2 separate regions of the Mus musculus genome follow, and region 2 is linked to region 1. A link is a loop called in an ENCODE intact Hi-C map of the cell type or tissue named here. Cell type or tissue: left cerebral cortex. All regions are shown on one strand. Links, peaks and the distances in the headings refer to the core of each region. The heading gives the core; the rest is flanking DNA. Region 1 has its middle 58 kb from the start of Mbip. Region 2 holds the start of Gm36754 (a long non-coding RNA gene).

Evidence for each region. A loop is a pair of places that touch in the nucleus more often than their neighbours do. Peaks named below come from ENCODE experiments on the same cell type or tissue, not always from the same donor. Only the 100,000 strongest peaks of a DNase experiment are listed, where the experiment ranks them.
Region 2: a loop joins it to region 1, with 7 times the contacts of the local background. A loop is called at or near these places in 16 of 42 quality-filtered maps.

The regions. Positions count from the first base shown.
Region 1 is chr12:56,397,221-56,410,262 of GRCm38, forward strand. It overlaps the pseudogene Gm18027. Among named protein-coding and RNA genes, the nearest start is that of Mbip, 58 kb to the left of the region's middle. In left cerebral cortex, for the core only: a CTCF peak has its summit at 7,842 (motif pointing left); a DNase peak (open chromatin) is centred at 7,824.
Region 2 is chr12:56,235,787-56,248,828 of GRCm38, forward strand. Gm36754 (a long non-coding RNA gene) reads right to left here and starts at 3,473. Exons shown (of 3, transcript XR_381611.1): 1 at 3,388-3,473; 2 at 662-733. In left cerebral cortex, for the core only: a CTCF peak has its summit at 6,147 (motif pointing right); a DNase peak (open chromatin) is centred at 6,156.

The DNA of each region.
Region 1 (13,042 bases), core at 6,730-9,229:
TACAAAGTAGTTAATAAATAGTATACTATTATCAAATATATGTAATTATATAAGCTATTAAATGCCTAAAATAAGCAAAAGTCAATACATGAAGTAATATTGTATCAAGTTGGATTAAATTGTAAGCAGCTAAAGTTACTTATCCTGAAGAATATACCTATGAGCTTAACCAGGACTAGTACCAAATGATATATAAAGCCAGCTGGTGAGGGTTGAAGTTGAACTGGGCAGGCACTGAAGGGTGGTTGCTACATATATGTTGACTTACGGACTGAGTATTTCATTTGGTAAGTGATACAGCAGTGAATGTGAAGACATAGGAATAGCATGGGATTTAGGCTAGACAAGAAGACAATGCATTGGGTCTGTCTATACCGGGACGAGTCTAAGATAGAAGACTCTGGGGTCCAAATGGTCTGTTTAGATCAGGAGGGAGTCATGATAGACTTTTGATCAAAATCGTGTGAGCCATTTAAGGAAAAGTTAATCTGAGGCCAGTGTGACAAAAGAACAGCAGATTTTGTGAAAGAAAACTTAGACATTGAGTGGTCAGGTAGAGTAAATGTTCAGTGCTCTAGAGAGGTGGTGATCTGATACAGACCCTAACCAGACTAGGACAGTAGGGTGAAAAGAGTTCAGATAGCTGACAGGAGTTTTACTGGACAAGATAAGAGGATTGCTATGGTTCTTACCCTCTATTCACAGGCAGGAGGTAACCCCTGTGGTAAGCCGCCACACATAGCACCAATATGCAAATAGTCAGGAACTCAACACAAGCACACCGAACATTCGTACATCTGGTCTACCTTTGTGTGGGTCCTTATAAGACTGATGCTTTATCACTTTAGAGTCATTGAAGGCAACACAAGAGTCAATGATAGGGAGCAGCAAGAGTGCAGCTTTTGAGAATCAGCCATTGTTTAACTGTCTATAACACTGGGTTGACCCTGTAAACATTATTGTGAGTGCTATTATTATCTTTATCTAGCAGAGAAGATAAAAGACTCAAAATGAGAATTTTCTAAGCCTTAAAACATCTTGGGCTAGAGAGATGTCTCAGCAGTTAAGAGTACTGGCCGCTCTTCCAGAGGTCCTCAGTTCAATTCCCAGCAACCACATGGTAGCTCACAACCATCTGTAATGGAATCTGATGCCCTCTGCTGGTGTGTCTGAAGCTACAGTATACTCGTCATATAAATAAATAAATAAATAAATAAATAAAATCTCTAAAAACTTCACATTTCTAGTCTCACCTCAAATATCATCTCTGTAAGGAGATTTTAAGAGTCTGGAGGCCATCTGAACTCCCCAAAGACCCAGTGATACTCTTTCATGGTGGTAGAACTTAGATTGTGGGCATTCCTGTACTTTTTAATCTCCTTTAATAAATGATGCTTCTTTAACACAAAGGCTTGTTGGACTCATCTTTTTATTCCTCACAGAAATAGTCCCAGAGCATCATGGAGTAGTAGGGGGCTCAGAAAACACTCATTGAGTTGATTGAGGTGTTTACAACTAATAATCTCTAGTCTACTATGGGTGTGTTCATTTGAATGTGTAATTGCTTGGTTTCCCCCTGGATCCTTTGAAGAGTGTGTTGATACCTCTGAAGTTCTGATGCATTTAATTAAACATGTTATCTTTTTAGAGTTCTTATAGCAAACAACAGATTACATATTAAAATGTATTCATTGTTCAGTCAACAAAAGACCTGCGTATCTGTTTGAGAATTCGGTTAACAAAGCCACCAAGGATGAGAAATTACAGTGTGATCCACAGCATTAACCAATTCTAGCCACCTCAGATTGATGTTTTCAGATACTCCCTATTCTATTTTGTATTCTCCTCCCACCCCAAACCACTCCATCCCACTTTCTTTCTTTCTTTCTTTCTTTTTTTTTTTTTTTTTTTTTTTGGTCAGAAGGAATTTCTTCCTTGATAATTCTACACATTTCTATCTTTTTTTCTTTTTCTATTGCTCTTACTGCAAAACTTTGCTGATTCTCTGAACTGGCTTATTGAGAAGGCCCATTTTAACCCAAGAGTTATTTTTGGAGCAAGCAGATAGCTGCAACCTCCTGCAGAAATGCCACCATGAGACTCCAGGCTCACAGCCCTCTGATAGGGGGGCAAACATATCCCTCCCCATCTTACAGACAGCTGCCAAAATTTGATAGACAAAACTGGTTTCCTGGAAGGCAGCATGGTATTAGGATTTTCCATTTCTCACACAGGGCTTTTAAAGGCTCGCATTGGTGTTTGTAATTTTTTCCCCTTTAGACTTATCCTAGAATATACTTCCAAAAAGTTGCAGCAGAGGAACCTGGAGTAAATGTTTTTATATTGTCACTACCTCAGATGAATCATAACCAGGTGAATTAGGACTTTTGTACAGTGGCTTAAAATAACTGTCTCCATTAGCTTTCATTTACATGCTGTGTGATTCTTAGGCAAGTTGTAGCCTCTTTCTAATCCAGTTTCTTCAACTGCCAAAAGATATAGTTATAATAACTACCCACTTTTCTGGCTTGGGGGAATGCTAAGGTAAATGAACATGGCTGTTAAAAAATATATAAACTTCCCTGGCATCATAAATATTCAATAAATGACATCTGTGAACAAGTCCTCCAGCTGTCTTGTCATGCCTTGTAGACCATGTTGGGTAGCCTTCATGGTTTACCCAGCACATCCTTTCTGTGTAATTAGGAATGACTCTTGGAGGATTCCTCAAGACCATAGTGTTTTAGAAGTGAAGAAAAGGCATGGAGAACTTATACTGCAGTACTCTAATGCCATTTGCTCCTTTTTTGATCAGTTTTCTACCTGCTTCTGGCTAACCCTCTGTGTGTACACTCCAGGTTGCCTATTCACCTCCCTCCTACAGTTCACCTGAACTGGGACACCGAATGACAACCATTGCAAATCCTTCTTGGGCCCAGAAGATGTTTGGGCCTCCCTTTCCCTTCCTGAGGCCATACGGCTTGCCCATCAAGCCAGTGTTCCATGAGAATTTGACTCTCTTATCCAAAGAGGAGTTCCATGATTGTTAGATCTGAGACTTTAAGCCCAACATGTTTTCCTCCTTACTAGAAACCTAGAAGCTTGTCTTATTAGATATTTTCTCTTTTTGTGTAGTTTTCTGTGAACTTAGAAGAATCTAAATCAGTATTCTTTGTATTAACAGATATAGCTTTGGGATATCACAGATTTCTTTTTTTCATTACCTTATAGGAAAAGTCCACATTATAAATGCACAGAAGCAGAGAGCTGATGCTGCTAGAGGGTACAATGGGGTTTTGTCTCAGCAAACATTCTTCTGGTCCTGTGATGTATCTCCTTGATTCCTTCCTATTTTAAAATTAATATAACGCACAATTAATCTTTGTGCTCAGCATTTCTCCAATTTAAAAAAAAACACCACTTCTTTGTGTGTGTGAACTCATCAAGCAAAACTTGAACAAACATCTCCTGGAAATCCAGAGTAGAGGGCTTTAAAGCGTTCATTTGCTTTTCTTGGCATTCACTTTCTTAAAGAAGTCAAAAAATTATCGAAGCATGACTTTCATTTCGGAGGCTGCATTGGCTACCCTTAATCAAGCTGTGCTTTTCTCAGGGTTCCCCATTTAATCTTCTAAAATACTTCCTAAGACTTTGCCCCCCACAATGGAATCAAAACTAAATGGTCTGTAATTTCCTCAAGTGTTCCCAGATCCTGTTGTAAATAATGACATTGTGCTGGCCACTTTCCAGTCTGAATAAAGTGACCTTGTAAAAATGTCTGCTCACTCTTCTATAATGTCTTTTTCTGCTTTTTGTAGGGCTCTTGGCTACAGCTTGGCAAACAATACCTATTCCAAGACACACCATTCTTCACCCCAGTCATGTCATTTCCTTCATATAGGCACCACAGGATCCAGAACTAAAGGACTTATGCTTAAAAGTTAATTAATATTTTAAAATAAGGAATTATAGGTTCACTATGGTAGAAGGCCAGACTGGATGACCTATGAATATTCGAATTGACAGAAAGAAAATCTATTGTGGTTTTGCAAACTCTAAGACAGTATTAAACTTCCATTCAACCATCAGATAGTTTTTTTAAATTGTAATCATGTTCAATACTTTCTCTTTTCGTAACACAAAAACATTTTAAATTAGTTATTCCAAGCTGGCAGTTAGAAAAGGCTCAATTCACCCCATTGGTAAAGGTAGATTTCTATTCTTCCTTGGCAATTATGTTGTATTCAAATAAGAAACATGTGATATCCTGGTTGTGGTGGTACTTGCCCTGTTCTCACCAAGCCCCCAGGAGGAATCAGGATGTCTGGTAAGACCTAGGAAAAGCAGCTAAAGCCACTGAGGGGGCCGAGTACTTCTCACATGAAGACAGAATGAAAATACAGAAACCCATTAGTGTGTGATAACAGAAGCTGAAAGGGGAGAAATAACTAGCCTCTCCAGGTCTCTGGCTGTGTAGGACCACCAGCAAAGCAAGCTAATTAAAATTAGAAACTTACTTTTTTTTTTCATGGCCTACATATACATTTTATAAGTTAGATGTGATGCTGTAGCTAAGAGAAATCGGACAGGTGGTGGTCATGGTAATTTTCATCTCCATGGTAGATTTTTTTTGTTCCCTTAGGAAAAACCAAATGGTAATAAAATTGTAGCAGTATTTTGAACTTCAGAAACCAAATGGTTAAATCGATTTTTAAAGGATTATAAAGCTAAAAAGGAGACCATTAATTCTTTTTATCTTAATAAAGTAGAGAAGAAATAACTACATTGGTGGTAGGGGGGCAGGTTTGGTTCTGATTCTGCGCAAAGCAATTGCTTCTGCTTGGGCTTTCGGAACTATAAACATCACAGGCACTTACGGGGGTCAGTGTGCATCCATTTCCTTTCCCTTGGTATTGTTGTTCATCTTTATCAAACACCTACAACACAGCACACTCCATTGTGGGCTGCTGACGGGAAGGTCCTACATAATTAACTAATTAGATGATTCATCCTAAACCTAAATTAGCATTATTAGGTCTTTTATAATGATCGTTGAAGCACGGAAATTAATTTTCTTACTAGCTATGACCATCATTCGCTGTGAGCACAGTATTAAGAGATAATGCCACGCACAGTAGGAAATCTCTATGGGCAGAAAATGAACGTGGTCATCCTTGGTTCACCAATTAGGAAACCTATTGTGTGGCAAAAACATCGTTTCTATGCTGTGATATGATCAAATAGCCATTAATTACCCTCACTAGTGAGAATTACCTTCTTTGTTGAAGGAGTATCACATTCCATATTATAGCTCAGACATGTCAGGAGAAACCAGCAACAAAAACATCAATTTCTAAAAATGATACATGTCATCCAAATCATATTAACCTGAAATGCTACGGGTCAAGTTAAATTAGCATAAGCTTTTTTGAAGAACCTGAATAATATAGTTTACCCCTTAGCCTTTAGATGTATTGATTAAATAGGTCATTGTCATCTGCCTACAAACACAAATATAATCAAAGTATACTGTTCTCTAGAAAACCAAATTAAAAACAAAACAAAACAATTAAACACATAAACAAAAAAACCAGTAGTATCCAATCCAGGTTCCAGGTAACTGAAAATGTGTTTACTGACTCATGCTGAGGTGACATAATAATGAGCAAACAAGTCCCTGGATGCTCTTTTGACATCTGGTGTGTGATTGTGTTGCATATGTTCGCACATGCATGTTTGAGTCCATCTATGCAAATATGTAGAGTGCCTTCAGACAGGGTGCAGGGGCTTTCGTGATAATCTCAAGGGAATCTATGGGCAGCCTCCCCTTCACGGCACACTGCCTTCAAAGGCTTGTAAAAGCAGCCACCCTGGAACGGAGTGATTTCACCGTTCAGCAGCCAAGCATGAACAAACATGAGTGTGATCATGAGCTGTGGAAGGCTCACTAGGCAGAGACATGGTGCACCGGTCAGGAGGAGACCTGCCTCAGGTTGCCAAGGTTTCATCTACCTTCTCTATAAACTGGGCCACTGTGGACTCTAGAGCTCATTTCCCTCATCTTTAGAACAGTACCAAAGGTTTTGTGTGTGTGTGTGTGTGTGTGTGTGTGTGTGTGTGTGTGTGTGTATATGAGAGAGAGAGAGAGAGAGAGAGAGAGAGAGAGAGAGAGAGAGAGAGAGGTCTCAACCTGATCCAAATACTGGCAAAAAAAATCCCAACAACAACAACAAAAACCTAGTAAACTTGACTAAATAAAAATTAAATCAGCACAGTACTATTAATAGTGATATTTTAGGATAGTCCAGCATAGCAGGTGGAAATGTGTACTGTAGAAAAGGTAAGCTCATGGATATATTGGTAGTGTTAACTATTCAAACCATGGTAATTTATTAGGCTATTCTGTCTATTTCTGTATATATTTTGAATTCCCTGAGTCCTCGCCCCGACCCTTGTGTTGTCACCTCAGTATCTATTCTGGATCTCTCTTCAACTCTCCCAGGGGCCCTCCTGTGAGCAACGATCATCACCCCAACCCTCTAGAGGAGACATCTTGTGACTCCTTTGGGAGTTTTCACTTGCAAACTCAAGTAACATCACAGTGATGGGATGGTGTGCTCATGTTTGTCACTCAGAAGTACCCAGAAGACGACTTCATTTCCTGAAGACATATTTAGCAACAGCATCGTCTCCTCATTGCTGAGAAATGTGCCATCCTGGCAGCAAGCACAATTGTTACAATGATCATTCAACTTACAAAACTAATGCTTCGTAGAAGAAACAATGTATCAATTGACCTGGGTTAGCCCTAGAATTTAAGGACCCCATTAGCATCAACCCTTGCTCAATCTACTGAAAAAATGGTTTTCTCTTATAGCTGAGATCAGAAGCCCTTCCAAAAGCAATCATTTGAGTTAGCTGAAGTGGGTATTAGCTCACATGGGGTAGATGGCTCCTCTTAAGGTCTTTTTAATTGTAGATACCTTTCTACAGGTAAAGAGAGGGTTTCTTGTTCATGTAGACACAAATTGAATAATTTCTTTTAAATATCTAGATACGATTTGTCTTTGAGGGTGGGGGTGGGGGTGGGGAAGAGAATCTCTTATAAGCCTCAGGACCCCATAATAAAACACAAAACCCCTCTGAACAAAAATTAAATCTCTGTGATTTTTTTCTGAAGTCTTTTTTTTAATGTTTTTAATTGAAAGAGTATTGCATCATTTCCTCTCTCTGTTTCCTCCCTCCAGCCCCTCCCAACTACCCTTCCTTAAACTCTTCCCATGTCCTTTCACTTTCAAGTTGATACCCTCTTCTTTGAGTATATGCTTTATATATGTAAAAATATATGTGTGTATATACACATATATACACACACATATACACACACACATACACACGCATATACACATACATATATATATACATACATGCATATATATATACACATATTTATGCACAAATATACATAAATATTATCTTCTGGGTCCGATTTTGTTGTTCTGTGTGTAGAATATGGCTTCAAGATTGACCACACCACTTTGAACAACCAATAAGAGAACTCATCCAAAAATCTTAGAGAAAGCCTACCCTAGGTGTGTCTCTAAATGATCTTTACAACAACCCACATTCAGCTGTCTGGAAGGGAAGAGGATCTTTTCCTTGAGTTGTCCTGGTCACCATAAACTGGAGATATGATCTGGTTGAAACTGGATGATATAAACCACATGGTGTGCTGGTGACCCCTGATACAATACCCTGCCCCTCTTTTGAGTTGACCTTCAAAGGGAATACCCAAAGCGTATCTGAGCATGTGCAAGGCCACAGATGTGTGCTGCCCTCTGCTGGCAAGCAGTTTGACTGCAGTTTTTTTTCCCCCAAGGGTATACTTGAGTAAACTGACTTCTTCCTGTTTCCCTTCCCAGCCGCATCTAAGAGAAATCACTCCTCGGGATGTACAAACTGAGTTCTGGATGGTGAGGATGGATTTTAGGGGCATGTCGGACCAAAGAAGCAGAAAGGCCACAAACCAGGGAAGTGCCACTATAAATCCAATATAGCCCACAGGGTTCCAATGTATTTGCTTTGTAGGGGGGACATTTTCATTTGAACCCTTGTGACATTTGAGTTACTTAATATTGAATGCATTCTGTGATGTATTCAGAAAATGCATTTCACTAATGTTTCCCTAATTCATGGGGGCTGCTGCTTTACCAGTCACTGTGATCCTTAGACTGTGGAGTTGCATAGCATGTAGATAGTCTGTAAAAAGTGCTTAATAAAAATCATTTAATTCTAAATTACATGAGTGCACTTAACCCTAAAGATATTAAAACTGATTGTTTGATGTATTGCCATGAGTAGGTAGAAATTCAAAAATAAAAGCTTCCTGCACTTAAATCGAAGAGCACGGAGCTCATAGCCACTCGGCACGAGTGCATGCATCAGTGTCATGAACCTGGGCTATGATAAACTAACCCATTTTGGGCTTTTAAACTGTAAATATAAAGTACTTGAATTTGATCAGTGATGAGATACATAAGTGAGTTTTTCTCAGAAAAGTACTGTGTGTGACCTGATAGCCTGTTAAAAGCCTGTGGAGATCACCTGCCACTTACTTGTGGACTTTAGCAAGGGTGGCTGTGGGGCCAGCTGCTGATGCTTGACAGGGCTAATAATAGTCTAGACAGTATCCTGGAGGCTGAGCTGGTGCGAGCAAAGAGGAAGAGCTGGTCTTTCTGCTGATTGCATTTTACTCTTAGTTTCCAATCTGTTCGTTACGGTACCATCCCAAGCCAACAAGGGGGCCTTCGTCAGTCTCACTTACGCATCAAAATACATTTTGGAGGGATGTGTCTGATAAAATCGAGAGATTCTCGCTAATACCCATGCTTTAATGAGACAGCAAGAAAGATTATAAGCTACAAGCAATCTCCCCTGTGAATGTCTGGTTTTGTCACCAGTCGCATCGATGTGCTGCCCTTCAGGATTGTCTTAGCTCTGAAACTCACCGTTTGCCTGAACCCTACTAAGTGCTGAGTGACAGAAGGCAAGAAAGGGTTTCTCCCTCTCTCCAGGTTAGCTATGCTTTATGCTTGGCTTTTAAGGTGTCTAGAGAGCTGAAGCTCTTGGAGTTTTTAATAAAAATTAGAAACATCGGGGCAATGCTAAACTGAAAACTCCTATTGAGAACCACGCAAAGCTGCATATCTCACTGTGACACAGCTCTCACTAGATGCGATCTATTTAAGTAGGTCATGTGAGGCATAAACAAGGCCTGGGTAAAGACGTCTTCCTAGAGCATGCCCTTTCACTGTTTTAATTCCACTGGAAAACACACACCCTTTGCAATTACTATACAAAGGCGCTGCAAAACTAACATCAGTTTCTTTGGAAATAGACTCGTGATTGGACGTTGCATGCAGGAATTCTCTGGGATGTGTGCTTTGGGGAAGGAGAGGGTGTTCCTATCTTTGCAAGGCTCAGCGGAGAGCATTAAGTTGTGATGTACTTGCACTACAGCTCTCGTCCAGTACAATGGAGAACCCCAGGGCTAGAATGGCCTTGCAGAATTGTCCCAAATGTAGTTAAGGATGCCTGGCTTTTAAGTGGTCATTGAATGGCCTCTGTGTGATAGAAGGGACATAACCTCAAGTGAGACTGTCTACTTTGGTTAGGGAAGTTTCCAGAGAAGAAATTTAACTCTTCCTAAGACCTAGGGAGAATGAGTGCAGAAGGGCTGAAGGAACGTGCAGGGTAGTGCGGAAGGGTCCACCACATGCAACTTGTGCCTTATTGGAACCGCCTGCTTCTCACAGCCACTTCCTTCCACGTAGAAGCAGGAGCTCCGGGATTCTGGTTAGCACTGCTTTTTGTATATAATCATGAAAGGAAAAGAAATAGGAGCATTACCAGCTCCTGCTGCTGTATTCAGTCTTGAGGGCCACAAGCTGAGAGTAATTTCCCTATTCTGTTACCCATTCTAGATTCCTTTCACCTTTGCTAGAAGCTCTGACCATCTAGGTATCTAAACTGGGGTTCTCCTCTCTGAGAGCTATGGAATCCCCCACCCCCCCCAAGAGCACCATCACCATGCTGCTCTTAGACCATGACCTCTGCGTGCGTTATTTTGCAGTTAAAAATCAGGCAGGGAGTGCAAAAGCACACCATGCACCCCCGAATCCTTTGTCTTCAAGGTGACAGTGTTCTGTGATTCTCCTCAAGTAGGATCATGCTGTTGACTGATAACATGGTAAGTGGAGAAACGGGGGTCAAAGGATTCCACTTGGACGTCCCATGTTTAATAACTCACTTTATAGGATGAGCCAAGGTGGGGGTTCTTCCAGCTGCCAGCTACGTTCACTACAAACAATTATTCATGGGCCATCAGAATAGTCACTGAGTGAGTCTCAGTGTCAATGGCCAGAATGAAGTGGTTAGGGCCTCATACTTCATACGACTCTAACATTCCCCACTAACCCGAGCGTTATTCAAACAGTGGAGATCTCTAGGTATTATTGTCGACTTAAATCTGATATCCAATCATCATAAAAAATATGCATATTGTCTATTATCCATTCTGCAGTTATTTTAGCATATGGTCATAAGACGCTTTGGGGGAGGCCTGGGTAATCCTTGCATTGTACTCTACCCATGATGCTGTTCAGTCAAAGCCACTCAGTTGACAAGTGGGCTCAAGTGTCTGAGGATTGGTTCAGCTCAGAAACTAGAAAAGAACACTTTTTGCCCCCATTGAGTTGGCTGCCCTCAGCATCTCCATCACTCTTTCTTGGTGTGCAAATGAAGCAACGTCCTTGCCAGTTGCTCCTCTACCCTGCCCCTGGGAACACTGCATCTTACTAATTGTCTCCACAGCTCTTTTAGTGTCAACCCATCTGAATGCGACTCCTGCAGGAGTGCTCATTGTTGCAACCGGTTTCGTTTTGCCCATTGGAGAATATAGAGTCTCCTGTGCGGTTCTTGTTGGCCTCAGGTTCTCCATTCTCCCTCCTTAGCCTCTCGAGTGTTAGGATTATCGGTGGGTGTGCCATACCCAGCATTAATCTTTTGACAGCATAGTTTTGACATCATCACCACTGTCCTATGACTGGCAGTTCTATAATAAAAATCCTCTCTGACTCACAGATCACAGAAGGCAGCCCTCACCAAGCTGCTCAGCAGTAATGGTTGTATTCCTTATTGGTCTAGGGACCAGAGCTCTGTGCAGATATCCCTGATACATATCACTTACTGGGACCTATTTTATTTTTATGCCGTCTATCTGTGATGACATGTTCACTCACTGTTTGTCAAACACTTCACTTTTAAATCTAGACCCTTACTTTTACCCAACTTCCCTCCATCATGCTGGCATTGTCTCCTGGGGTCCTTGCTGGGAAGTAAGACTTATGTTTCCGGAGAATGCTCCTATATTTTAAAACTCCTTTATCCAGCTTTGCATTCTGTCCCTCTGTCCCGACTCTTTGGGTCCTGGGGCACTAGCTTGGCTTCCATTTCCTTATAGGCTCAGCGCTTCCCTGGCTGGGTCATGTGGTAACTCATTGATCCTCAATTTTAGCCTGGTTGCCAGAAAAGAAGATATAGGTGGATTCTCGGCCGGGCTAGTGTGATCTAGCAAGCAGAGGCCTTCAGCATCTTGAGTGAAGAGTAAGAGACACTAGCCATTAGCAAAAAGTAGAGTGGTCTCCTTTCAGCAGGCCTTACATTTCAGCTTGATCCATTTTCTGTGTTCTTAGAAGCAGCAACCCCTATGACCCCACCTCAAGTTTCAGAATCCCACTCCCTATAAAGCTCTAGATACTGGTGTAGGACATGTTCTGGTGTTCAAAAGTTCTTTCTTTGGCACTCTTCCAACCCTAAAACTGAGTCCAGATCATGGGCCCCAGGGTTTTTTGGACCTCTAGCTGTAAGAAAGCAGAATGACATGTGGCCAAGGAGCCCGCTGACTTTCATACTCCCCCTTGAGTTAGCGATGAATTATCCTTTCACCTTTCACTCTCTTTCAAATATAGTGATAACATCCAACAAGTAGTCAGACCATTTCCATAATCTTTATACATAGTCTCCTTGTAGTTTCTCTCAAATGGCTGAGAGTCCTAGCTCTATTCTAAGTGTCTACTGTCCTAAAGAAGGTCTCTGGGAAATAGACTCTGAGAGAGAAAGTTGCCTGTTTCCTGAGATAGATAGATAGATAGATAGATAGATAGATAGATAGATAGATAGATAGATAGATGGATGGATGATAGGTAGATAGATGATAGGTGATAGATAGGTAGATAGATAGATAGATAGATAGATAGATAGATAGATAGATAGATAGATAGATAGATAGATAGATGGATGGATGATAGGTAGATAGATGATAGGTGATAGATAGGTAGATAGATAGATAGATAGATAGATAGATAGATAGATGCATGGATGATAGGTAGATAGATGATAGGTGATAGGTAGATAGATAGATAGATAGATAGATAGATAGATAGATCTTGGGGAAATTATAGATAGAATATAGGTTCAGATTAATGTGCTGCATATAGGTATAATATGCTGCAGCATAAACCCCAGCCAACACCCTAGGCAATGCTGGTGCTGAAAGCCATTCTCAAACTGAGGTGAGGGGCAGGAATTTTGTCTTCGATGTTTTGAGATTCAAAGTCTGGTTGTTTATTTGTGACTCTTAAAGACTCTTATTTCTGACTGAATCAGACTTAGAAGTAGAAGCTCTCAGTGAGGACAGCCCATGTCTCTTAGGAAACTGTTCCTGGGTTTTACTTTGGATTCTTCCATTGTCTTGGCCAAAAGTTTGGCATGCTCTGCAGCCTCCTCCTCATTTTCCTTGGTGCAGTACTTCTTCAGAGCAATGTGTTGATGCTTGTGTTGTAGGACACATGAAGTAACACGACCCTTGGGTGCTTGGTCTTGGGCTTCTTACCTTCTTTGTTTAAGGATTTCTGACAGCATATTGGTGGACATCATCTTCATTAGAGAGATTGAAAAACCTTCAGATTACACTAGCTCTTTG
Region 2 (13,042 bases), core at 4,623-7,122, 160 kb before region 1:
GGGAGGAAGACTTGAGCATGTATCATATCAATGGGTTTTAACATCTGTTTGTATCAATTCTGCAAATTACTTCTTCATAGAACTAGAGTTGGAGTCACAAGTGTGGTTGCAGACGGGCCTTGATAGACAGACTCCGACTAACTGCCAGCTACAGGACAGCCATCTAGAACACCAGAAATACTCGAATATTTATTACAGGAATGAAGCTCCTTGGTAATGTACGTGAAAGGTGTTCTGGAGAAGCCAGGCCTGAGAGTCCAGGACTCCCACTCCTTCTATTACTGTGAAACTGGTCTCTGGTACCGATCTAAAAGTCTCTTAATTTTTAAACTAACCCTTTAAGCAGCATATAATTTACTAGAGGAAAAATGCTAATTTTTTTTATCAGTAGACATCCACTATTGATGCAGCTTCATAAACCTAGAATATACCTTTAACTGTTTTTCTTTTAATCAGGTTACTATCTAAATACTTAACAGCCAGAATGTCATTTTAGGCTTGGGTATGCATATTCCTTAGCAAAGGCAATTTATTTATTTTTAGCTTTCTTATCATTGGGCATTGTGGTTTGAGAGACATTAAATTTAGGCTATAAATGAGAGGAAAATAGTGAACGCAAGTTCATAAATTCTCAAGCCAAACACTAGAAAACAAAACTCACCATCACACAACTGTGTAAGAGGAGTCCATCACTGAGATGAGAGATGCTTCGTCATGTGACCTCATCAGCTTGCTGTGCCACATTAACGTGATGAAGGGCAAAAATAAAGACACACAAGTCATTTGGTGAAACTCCATGCAAGTTCATATTTTAAATGTGCAACAAACTAGCAAAGGAAAAATTGCTTCCATATAATAGAGAATATATGAAAATCTCAGAGTGAACATTATTCATCATGGCCAGAAAGGACTGCCTTCCTGAAAGATAAGGGGAAAGGGAAGGTGGCCACCACGGTCCTAAAAGTCCTGGCCAGAGTGACTAGGCAAGAAAATGAAATCAAAGATTTCTAGGGCAGAAGTAAAAATTGTTGGAATTAACACATGAGGTCAATTTTAAAGTAGTGGGATTCAAAATCAGAATTAAAAAAAAATGGTTGTGTTTCTAAGTATTTGCAACAAACCATTTGAAAGGGAAAGTAGGAATACGATATTAGAAATTAACTTAATGTTAAAGACTTATTCCCAGAAAATGGAAAACCATCAATGAGAGAAAATGTAAATAGACGGAAAACTATTTTATGTACATGGATTTAAAATAATGTTGTTGTTGTTTTTAAAGTCTATGCTTCCCAAAGTGATCTACAGATTGAAAGCAATCTCTGTCAAATTTCCAATCACATTTTTCAAATATAAAAAATGATTTTAAATTTTACATGAAGCCAAAGAAAATACAAAATACCAAATCAATCTCATAAAGATAAAACAAGGCTAACAAAGCTTTATATCAGATAAGGGGCTATATGCCAAAGTATAAGAGACTGCTTATAAATCAATAGCAAATACAACCTGTTTAACCCAGTATCAAAACAGCAACGACAAAAATCTGATTTAAAGCCGGGTGTGGTGGCTCACGCCTTTAATCCCAGCACTCGGGAGGCAGAGGCAGGCGGATTTCTGAGTTCGAGGCCAGCCTGGTCTACAAAGTGAGTTCCAGGACAGCCAGGACTATACAGAGAAACCCTGTCTCGAAAAACCAAAAAAAAAAAAAAAAAAAAAAAAAAAAAAAGGCTTTGAAGAAACACGACAAAGTCTGATTTATAAATGAGTTATGACTTTGAAGAAACATTTCTATAAGGAAGATATGACTGCCCAGTAATACTCTGCTTTCCCTTCAGGCTGTCTGGATTAGCTTCTTTTCAAATGAATGACTGATATATATATATATATATATATATATATATATACACAAGATGGTCTATGTCCCAAATCAAATATCAATACCACCCACTAGAATGGCTGCTATCAAAACCCCAGAAGACTTAAGTCTTAGTGATTGGAACCAATAGACGCTGGCATTATTATACAACATGAAAATGTAGCCACTGTGGAGAATACTATGAGGGGCATCAAAAAACTAAGAGAGCCAAACACTGGACCACCAGACAGCATTCACCAGCTGATATGAGGCTCCCAACACACACAGCAGAGGACTTCCAGGTCTGTGTTCATTCAGAGATGATGCACCTAACCCTGAAGAGACTGGATGCCCCAGGGAGTTTAGAAGTCAAGTGGGGTGTGGGATTGGGACATCCACATGGAGACAGGGAGTGGGCAGGAGATGTGGGATGTGGAGCAGTCAGAGGGTGGATGAGGGGAATAAAATATGGAGAGTAAAAAATAAATTAATTTAAAAGTACCTAAGAGAGCAGAACTACTATATGACCTTTCAACTTCATTTCTAAATATGTATCCTAAAATTTAAATCTGATCTTAAAGAGGTATCAATACTCTCATGTTCACTGTAGCATGATGCATGATAGCGAAGCTATAGAAACAGGCTAATTTCATTATTGGCAGGTGAATGGATATTCACCATTTAAGAAAAGTACTTTTGGGCTGGAGAGATGGCTCAGAGGTTAAGAGCATTGGCTGCTCTTCCTGAGGTCATGAGTTCAATTCCCAGCACCCACATGGCGGCTCCCAACTATCAGCAATGGGATCTGATGCTCTCTTCTGGTGTGTCTGAAGACAGCAACAGTGTACTCATACATAGAAAAAAAAACAATCTTTATGTATTTTAATCTGATAAAGATTTAATCTTTAAAAGTAGAAAAGCAATTTTTATAATCTATGGTAAGATGGATGGATCTGGAGGACAATACACTAAGTGAAATAAGTCAGTCACAGAAAGACAAATATAACACGAGCCATTTATAGCATAGCACCTAAAATTGTCAGTCTCCGAGGAACAGTGCAAATGGTAGCTGCCAGGAACCAGGAGTGAGAGGGAGGAGTCACTGATCAATAAACATAAATTTGCAGTTATGCAATATGACTAAGCTCTGTAGGCCCACCACACAACACTGCATGGTCAGCAGTGAACACAGACAATATGTTAAGGATGGAAGTCTCATGGGAAACATCCTTACCATAAGAAAGGATTTATTTTTAAAGCAAAAACAAACAAACAAACAAGCAAACAAACAAACAGCAAGATAAGTAGCAGGTATAAGAGACAACATGTTGTCTTGGTTCTCAAAGTCATAAGTAAAACATTGGCTTACTTCTTAAAATTCTAATCATTCCATCTAGATTGGAGCCCTGGAGTATAAAAATCCATGCAGCTAACACAGGAGACCTGCAGGCTCCTGTACATGAGAGTCCTGTGAGAGATCTGGGAGGAAAATTCAATTGTCAGTGCTTTTCACAGTAAAAGCTGACACTCACCTGCTCTGTTTCCCAGGGTCAGGGTCAGGGTCCGGATAATGACTGTTATCCCATTTTCCAGATGAGGAAACCAAGATACTGAGAAAACAGAAAGGGTAAAGGGAGGGCTCGATCACCATGAGGTCATCTTGCTTAACTCCAAGTTATCTTGCCTTTCTATTGTTAGTAGGTTTCCTGGAGGAACTCTGAAGTTGCACCCTGATGCTTCTGAAACTGCCTCTAGTTCAGGCACATCTGGGATTATTGGTTCATAGGTGAAGATCTTGAGGATTGTGAGGCCCCTCAGGGGCACAAACGCCATATCTGCAACATTGCACATAGGATCAAGTCCTAACCCTGACCTACTTTAGTGTTTTTACAGTCTTTGACAGCCCTGTGTTGATTATTAAACTGTCAACTGTCAACCAAGAAAGACACATGGAGAAGGAAGATTATCATTCTAAGATTTGGTACTAGGGGGGCATGTGGAGTGTGAGTCTTGCTGAAGCCGTTACAGGTGAGACGCCAGTTAACTGACAAACCTTTCGTGTGATTAATAAGGCATCAAAGCATTAGGATAATTGACAGACCTTTCGTGTGATTAATAAGACATCTAAGCATTAGGAAAAACAATCATTTTCCTCTAATGGTTAATTGTTACTTTCATATGTGTGGATTAATATGCACATATCGAATGAACCCTTTCCTGGAACTTGTGGTGGGTAACTGGCACAGATGCGTCATGGCACCAACGAAAGGAACGAGTGTGCAGCTTAGACACGAACAAAAGCATTTTACTACTTGGGGTTTTCTTTTTAATTAGCATGTTCAAAGACATAAAAATAAAATAAAATCACATGGTTCACCAAAAGACATATTTCTTTATCTATTTTTTTATCCTCTCTTTCTCTGTGAGGTCTGGCACTTTAAGGGAGGAAACAGGCTCATCTATCGTCTCTTCTAATGACTTTGATTGTACAGTGTAAGGGAACCTGTAGTCTGGAGAGGGCATTAGTGCTGGATTCTAAGAGCTCCGGTATTTGTACTTTTGACTCTACCATCTTTTATCACACAACAAAAGACACAAATGAACAAAATGTACTATCTATACAAAATACCTGTAACTGTTTTGTTAACCCAAGAGCTGACCTCTTTACATGTAGTTTCAAGCTTAAAATCAGATCAAAGGCCGCAGTCGGGGCCGTGTACACAGGATGACCTCCTTGCCACCTCTGAGCTCCCGAGGGAGAGACTGGGTGTTTTATCATTGTCGTCTCTCTCTCTCTCGACCGAAGAAAGCTTCTGACAGTGTTTGAGTATGAATTGCCTGACCACAAGGCCTTGGGAGATGCTGTGTCACAGCCACCGCGGAGCTAGTGAACTGGCCCGGGCACCCTCGGTGTGAGTCTGGGTGGCTTGCTGGGAAAGATGCTGCACACAGCGCCAGGACAAGTTCTTTTGTTGATGCTGCAACCTCTGGCTGCACTCCTGGGGCCTTAAAGGTGAAAGAGTCTCAGTAGAGGAAAACATGAAAGTAGTGTCCTTCAGTATCTTAAGAAAAGAATGTCTTAATGTTGAGGAAAGCGTGCCTAACATTTTTTTAGAATTTTAAAATAATTTCAAATTTAGAACCAAGTGGCAAGAATAATACAAGCGACTCCTGCTTAGCTTTGACTAGGGCTCATCAGTTATTAATCTCTTGTCTGAATGTCTTACCACCTTCCTCTTTCTGAGGCATATTTTCCCTGCGACACCTGAGATTAGCTTTAGTCCTGGTCCACATGTCTCCCTGTTGCTGTATGCTTCACAGTGTATTTACCGATTACAGCAATGCCTCCTCACATAGAGTATCAAACCCAAGAGAGTCAACAATGACCGTCTCCATTAAAGATCATCTACTTCTTCTAATGTGTTACAGATGAGCGTCTCGCCTCTTCCAAACTGACCGCGCCTTTACTTATCATCCCTCTGTGTTAGCCTCCTTGAGTCTAATACAACTAGCCTTCTTCCTTCATCTTACAGTGTTGACATTTTTGAGAGCTGCAATCCAGTGTGGCTTGCTGCTTCCCGTGATGGGTTGAGGTTCTAATTACATGATAGAAATACCGCACTAGATGACATGGGTTTTCCACAGTTCCTCACACGGGGGTAGGGGTGGGCGAGGGTGGGGGGTGGGCACATGTTTTAAAAAATCACCACATGATCAATTCATAGGTAGAATTTTTTCCACTCTTATCAGATACAGGCTTTACCAACCAGACTGCAAGCAAGCTGAAATACCAAATTACCCACAAGCTAGACTTTTATAGATTAAACAGATAGCTTATATATTTTAGTTTTTACTTAGAAAATTTTTATTTGTATGAGATAATATCCGCGATGGAAAAATAAATCACTCCTGCTGTCCACTGAAGAAATCTCAACAATTTTGAAAGGTGTGGGTCTTCATTCGGGAGCCGGCATGATGAAGCGAAAGGACTTGCTAAGGATCACTTCCGGCAGGATGGATGGTGCAGCCTAGCCAGAAAAGCAAGGTCAAACAATGCAAGCTCCCGCGCACAACCCTCCTCATCCTTCCACAGACCATCTTCCACTCCATCACAGCTCATTGCAAACAAACATGAGTTTCTAAATGAAGAAGGAGTTGATCCATGGCCACATGTGTCACACATCCCGGTGCCTTCAGAATAGCACTGAAGATGCTCCCTGTTGGAAACAAAAGAAGTCCCCTTTGAGTCACTGGGCACTGTGGTGTTAGCACTAAGCAGTAGGTGGCGCTGTGAATATACATTGATTCTGTTCTAGAATCAGGAAGAGGTGAAGTAGGATCCCTTGTGGTTGCTCATGGTGAAGGCAGATGTCGGCTTGCTGAAGGCCGGCTGACAAGAAAGAGCCTTTGTTTCCAACCTCTCAACAGCATTGGCTGTAGACTTGTTTTTTGGTGGTGGTGGGGAGCTTTTCTCCCTCGTGAGTTGTCTATTCAAGGTGACAAACTATGACTAGGGTTTGCTCCTTCTTCGGTCCCAAGGAAGCCGTTTCTTTACCTTTCAAGGAATGCTAGAGACCCAGAGGACATGGAGTCGCTCTTAAAACCTTTGTGTGTTTCTTAGCCAAAGAAATGTATTCTGAATTTTTCCACTTACTTATATGATCTTTACATTTGAAACTGAGCACACTCAACTTTTCTAAAATTTGATTTAGTTTGAAATGCTAGATGGCTGAACATCTTACTTCTTAGAATATCAAGAGGATAAGAGTGGTCTATTTCATGTCACTGTTTATGGTTTTGGAATGAAGAAGGTAAGCTGTGTCATCACACACACACACACACACACACACACACACACACACACACACACACACACAGAGTCCTCAAAGCCCTCCAAACAACAGCATCTGCATAATCCTTTAATGAATTCAGGCCTTGATTATTTGCATTGGGTGCAAACCTGTACGGGCTGATCAGCACCTTGAGACACCTTATGTAAATTATGCAGAGAAAATTATATTCTGGGTTTTTTTTATTAAAAAAACTTAAAGATATCATTAAAACTATGTCTCACCAAATTCTTCCGATGGGGGGGAAAACATAAATAATGAAATGGTATTCACATTTACTCCTTTAAAAGAAATGTTCAGTTTTCCAAGTCAGGCCAAGAGAAGTTATACCTTCTAGAACCATGACATCATACAGCGTATGAAATGTTGACATCTGTTATCAACCCAATTAACTAGCTGCTGTTCAAATTGTGGTGAAAGTGCCCAGGGACTTCTTTTGTACTCTTATCAGTGGTTCAATAGCAAACTGCCAGGCATGTGTGTATCCAGGCTTTGATCTAATGCTCTGTTGGTTGTTGGCTCCAGCTCAAGAGACTGTGGAGTACTCAACGCTGGGCCTGCAGACCCCGGAGAGCAGGATGCTGTTGATACAGTCAATATTTGCATGATGCAATGATAATGCCGTCTTTATGTTATATTCTGGTTTCACCAAAACACGGAGGAAGCTTCCTTTTCAAGAGTGTGCTGTGGTTTTTTAGGAATTCTCTCCCCAACCCCCACCCCCGGGCTCTTTTTGTCTTTCTGTTTCCTGCTTTCCTATCTTTACAAAGAGCTACACCTTTAAAGTTATTACAGTCTCTCTCTCTCTCTCTCTCTCTCTCTCTCATTTTTATTTTAAATATTTTACATTATTTTAGAAATTTGGGCCTTTGCAACATTATTTTATATTCGTGGGGTAATTTCATATCTAGTAAATATTTCCAATCATATCTTATTATCTGAGATGGTCTTTCATTATGTAGTCATTTTTTTCTTTTTTCTTTTTCCAATTTTTATTAGGTATTTTCTTCATTTACATTTCAAATGCTATCCCAAAAGTTCCCTATACCCTCCCCTCCGCTGTTCCCCTACCTATCCACTCCCACTTCTTGACCCTGGTATTCCCCTATACTGGGCCATATAAAGTTTTCGAGACCAAGGAGCCTCTCTTCCCAATGATGGCCAACTAGGCCATCTTCTGATACATATGCAGCTAGAGACACGAGCTCTGGGGGTACTGGTTAGTTCATATTGTTGTTCCACCAATAGGGTTGCAGACCCCTTCAGCTCCTCAGGAACTTTCTCTAGCTCCTCCATTGGGGGCCCTGTGTCCCATCCAATAGTTGACTGTGAGCATCCACTTCTGTTTGCCAGGCACTGGCATAGCCTCACAAGAGACAGCTATATCAGGGTCCTTTCAGCAAAATCTTGCTGGTGTAAGCAATAGTGTCTGCATTTGGTAGCTTATTATGGGATGGATCCCCACATGCGGCAGTCTCTGGATGGTCCATCTTTTCATCTCAGCTCCAAACTTTGCCTCTGTAACTCCTTCCATGGGTGTTTTGTTCCCAATTCAAAGAAGGGGCAAAGTGTCCACACTTTGGTCTTCATTCTTCTTGAGTTTCATGTGTTTTACAAATTGTATCTTGGGTATTCTAAGTTTTCGGGCTAATAGCCACTTATCAGTGAGTACATATCTTGTGTATTCTTTTGTGATTGGGTTACCTCACTCAGGATGATACCCTCAAGATCCATCCATTTGCCTAGGAATTTCATAAATTCATTGTTTTTAATAGCTGAGTAGTACTCCATTGTGTAAATGTACCACATTTTCTGTATTCATTCCTCTGTTGAGGGACATCTGGGTTCTTTCCAGCTTCTGGCTATCATAAATAAGGCTGCTATGAACATTCAACTTAAGTTTTTAGCGTATGAGCAGAAGCAGATAGTGATAAAACAAAACAAAGAAGATCACCAGCCTGGTATCTCATTTAAAGTCAATCAACGTCTATGGAGAAGCTTTCTGGGCCTAGTGTTGTGATAGTTACTAGAAGAAACAAAAATAAACAAGACCCAGTTCTTACCTCTGGGAACATATCCCTTGGGACTTGAGTGCCATTCCATTACCTAAGCAGCACACAGAAACGCCAGGCTGGAGAGAAAGTCCATTCTGATATGCATCCTGGGCAGATGGAAAAGGGGGTTGGTTCTTTGCGCCAGAGTCTGACAGGCTTAGAGAAAGGCACAGGACATGCCTTGTTAGACACACTCAAGCAACAAAACTATTGTGACGAACAGGGGACAACTAGGACTTTAGGAGAAACTCAAGTATTGACATTTTATTAGGGAGGAAACTGAGACAGGAAAACCTGCACAAGTTGGCTGGTAACCTACATCATACGGGACCTTGCAAACACTTTGAGGGTTTACCTTAAAATAATAAACACTACAGCACATAAAAACAGGACGACAAATCAGAGAACCTCAAATCAAAGCTACAGAAGGTCTTCCCTTATCCAGTGATTCGAATTACGCTTTTAGTATAAGAACAGTAGGTACTTTTGAAAGGATAGACCTTGCTTAAAGTCAATCATCACTTATTGAGAAGCCTTGCCAGTTAGAATGACTGTTATCAAAACTTGAAGAATAATAAAAGCTGGTAAAGATGTGGGGAAAAGGGAACTTTTGCATGCAGTTGGTGAGAATATAAATCAGTGCACCTGCTGTAGAAGACAGGATGGTGTTCCATCGGAAAACTAAAAATGATCTGGCTAACCTCTCCTTGGTATATAGCCAGGAGATAACATGAACACGATAACTGCATGCTTACATTTGAGATACTATTCAGAGTAACAGAGATATGGACTCAACATGGTACCCATAGATAAAATGGATACACACACACTGGGATATTCAGTCACAAAGCAGTATGGAATTGTCTCTTTTGCAGGAAAGTAGATTGAACTAAAGGGTATTGTGGTGGTGAGCAAAGTAAGACAAATACAGAAAGGCAAATATTACATGTTCCTTCTTATGTGAACATTTTAAAATAAGTTAACCTCAAATTTAAAGAAGGATTCTTGAGACATTAGGGTGCCAGCATGGAGGTTGAATAGAAAGATAAATAGACTTCTTTGTGAGTATATAGAAATATTAAAGTTAACACAAGTAATTGTACAATTGACATGCATTATATGAATAAAATAGGAAGGCTATGTGCAGATCTGTCATTTGGAAAGGCATTGTGACAACAGGATGAAGGACAAGGTAGATGAATTAGATTAGACTGGGAGACTATAACAGAAGCTAGGTAAAGCTAATTGCTCTTAGTATTTTGAAAATCATAATGCTTCTACACATACAGTCTTTGTATGAAGCAACAGGCGGTCATAGGTCTCTCGAGGTCACCTCTGGCTTGATGAGAATATGGATGTCAGAGCCTCTTTAACAGGCAATGAGAATGTGAGTATGCATTAGCAGTGGGGACACAACATTTATCTGGCAGAGGAAGTCTGAGGGCTTCAAAAAGAAGTATGGGGCTGTGGAGACAGTCTAACCAATAACTTTGCATGCTTAAGGACCCCTAGAATCTACATTTTAAAGGGCCAGATGTGGTGGGGAGTGTCTGTAATTCCAGCACCAGGGAGCCAGATGTGGTGGTGTCTGTAATCTCAGTACCAGAGATGCAGAGACCAAGCCAATCGCAGAGCTTTCTGGTTAGTCAGATGAACTGACTTCATGACTACAGGCCAGGAAGAAACCCTTGTCAAAAATATTGACAATTTCCAAAAGATGCAGCCTATTTTATCTTTTGAACACCACGTGAATATATATACACAAACACATATACACACGTGTGCAACACACACACACACACACACACTCACATACACAAAATAAAGAAGAAAAAAAACCCAAGTTTTTGGAAGATTTAAATAGGGAAAGTGAGATGCGACAAAAAAAAAGTCTGTGTCAATTCACTTTCTGTCGCTATGTCTAGTACCTGTCAAACTCAATTTAATATATTTTGGCTCAGTTTCTGCTCTTAGTAATTGTCTCTGTTACTGCCAGGCATGTAGCAAGACAGACCATTATAGCTGGAAGTACATAACAGGGCAAAGCCGCTTAACTCACCTTGCTGGGAACCGGTAAGAGAGAAGTGCCAAGACCAAATTTCCTCTAAGGGTTCATTCCATCGACCTAACTTGTTTCCACTGGGCTCTACCTTCCAACGGTTCCAACACATTCTAATAGTAACACAGGCTGTCGACCAAGGTTTTAGCATGTGGACCTGTTGGGGAAATTTCAGATAAATCACAACCAACTTCTAGATGAGTCCTGGGATTTTAGCCATGGTGACCAAATAGCCAAGGAGCTTTCGCCAAGGTATAGAACGCAGAGGCAATGATACCTGGCTGAGATTGTTAGGATGTGTACAGAGTATCTTGGCAGAGATGTCAGAAAGGAAATCTAAGGATCTGGTTAGTCATAGTATCTATAGTGAAAACATGCTTGTCTTAGAACTCTGAGCCTGCAAAGAGAGTCACTGGTTGAGTTTCTCCAGTGGGATCAGATGGAATGAGATAGAAGCCTGGGGGAACACCAGCTTTGATGTGCAAGAGGAGGAGTAAGCCCAGGAGGCTGAGAGTCAGGAGATGGGGGAAGGAAGTAAAGAATCCTAAAGCATGAAGAGAGAACAAAGGCATGGCCCCCAGTGTCTGCAACAAAGGAGACATGCTCTTAAGAGATCTCACTAACAGTAACAATTAGCCAGTTACTAAAGTTTCCCTATCAGGAGAGTTTCAGTTGAAATTTAGTGGGACATATGTACTAAGAATGCTACTGAAAGCCAAGGAGTAAGTGGGAGATGAGAAAGTAGTCATAGAATATCCTTTTGACATTGGTTGTAGTTATGAGTGGCAGGACTTTTAAAAATTATAATGTCGGGGTATTAAAACAAATTGTCCATTTTCAGTATGGATAGAGGCATATGGTTCTTACAGCGGATAGTTCAACTTAAAATTTGCCCACCGTACAGTGGTGAGGGACCATGCAAATTCACTAGGAGCCTTTCAGTTTCGAGTTTTGACCTTTCCTGATACAAGAATAAATGGTGGGCTACTGTCTTAGTCGCTGTTCTATTGCTTGGAAGAGACACTGAAGCCAAGAAAACCCTTATAAAATAAAGAATCTAGTTGGGGGCTTGCTTACAGTTACAGGTTGGTCCAATATCATCATGACAGGAAGCATGGCGGTATACATGGTGCTGGAGCTGGAGCTGAAATCTACATCCTGATCCACAGACAGGGAGAGAGGGAGACACTGAGGCTGGCATGATCATTGAAACCTCAAAGCCCAGCCCCAGTGACACATTTCCTTCAATAAGGTCACACCTTCTACTCCTTCAAATCTCAAACGTTCCCACTCTCTTGTGACTAAGCATTCAAAAAAAAACGGACCTCTGGGGCTATTTTCATTTAAACACCACAGGTGCTTTACACCGGGCAGCTTCCTGCCCTTCGACCACTGGTAGTAAGCTGCAAGCTAAGGTTAGGCGTATTAAATACATGTTCAGTATTTAATATCTTCAGTTCAAAATGGGCTTATTAAAATGTATATCACCACAGGTCAAGAAGTATCTGTGTATCTGATTGCCTTTCCCCAAAATGTTACGAACAATTATTTCTACAACTGCATTAGACAATCTCTATTTTTGAAACCCAGGGCTGTTTTCCAACTTGTGTTAATCCAGTAGAGGGAAAACTCTCTTTAATTTGCCATTGCTTGTTTGGTTTTTTTTTTAATGTGGTTTAACAGGTTATGTAGGAATCAGCAACTCTAATCACTCTCCATAGTTACATCAGAGTGCCACTGTGACCCCATCCTCCACCCAGGAGGGTGGTGCTTGCTTGACACATTCTGTGTATTCCCCATCTCTTTGAAAGGTCTGGGGTTTCTCGGGTACTACCTTGTTGTTTTTCTTGACTTGGTTGCTCCAGGCTTAATAAGTGCTTCAAGGCAGCTTTCAATACTTCTGTAGGAAAGTGAGTTCCCTGGTCACCCGTGTTCTTCTTAGGACAGGCCTTCAGTGAACCCCTTCTCCCACCTTGCCCAGAAGGAAAACCCCTCCAGAGCCCATCTGCAGGGTTGGACCTCGCTGTACATCCACTTGTGGTTTGAGTTGTTCTCTCCCCTTGCTTTGCTCTTCAGCAATGCCATCTCCTTTGATAGGTTGTTTTTTTCGAGGTTCTAGCCTGTTGATTGAAATATATGTTTTAAACAAGCCCAAGAACTTACTTTTTAAAAATAATCTGTCTTTTTAATTATGTCTTGGTTTACAGTTCCCTAAAGGGACGCT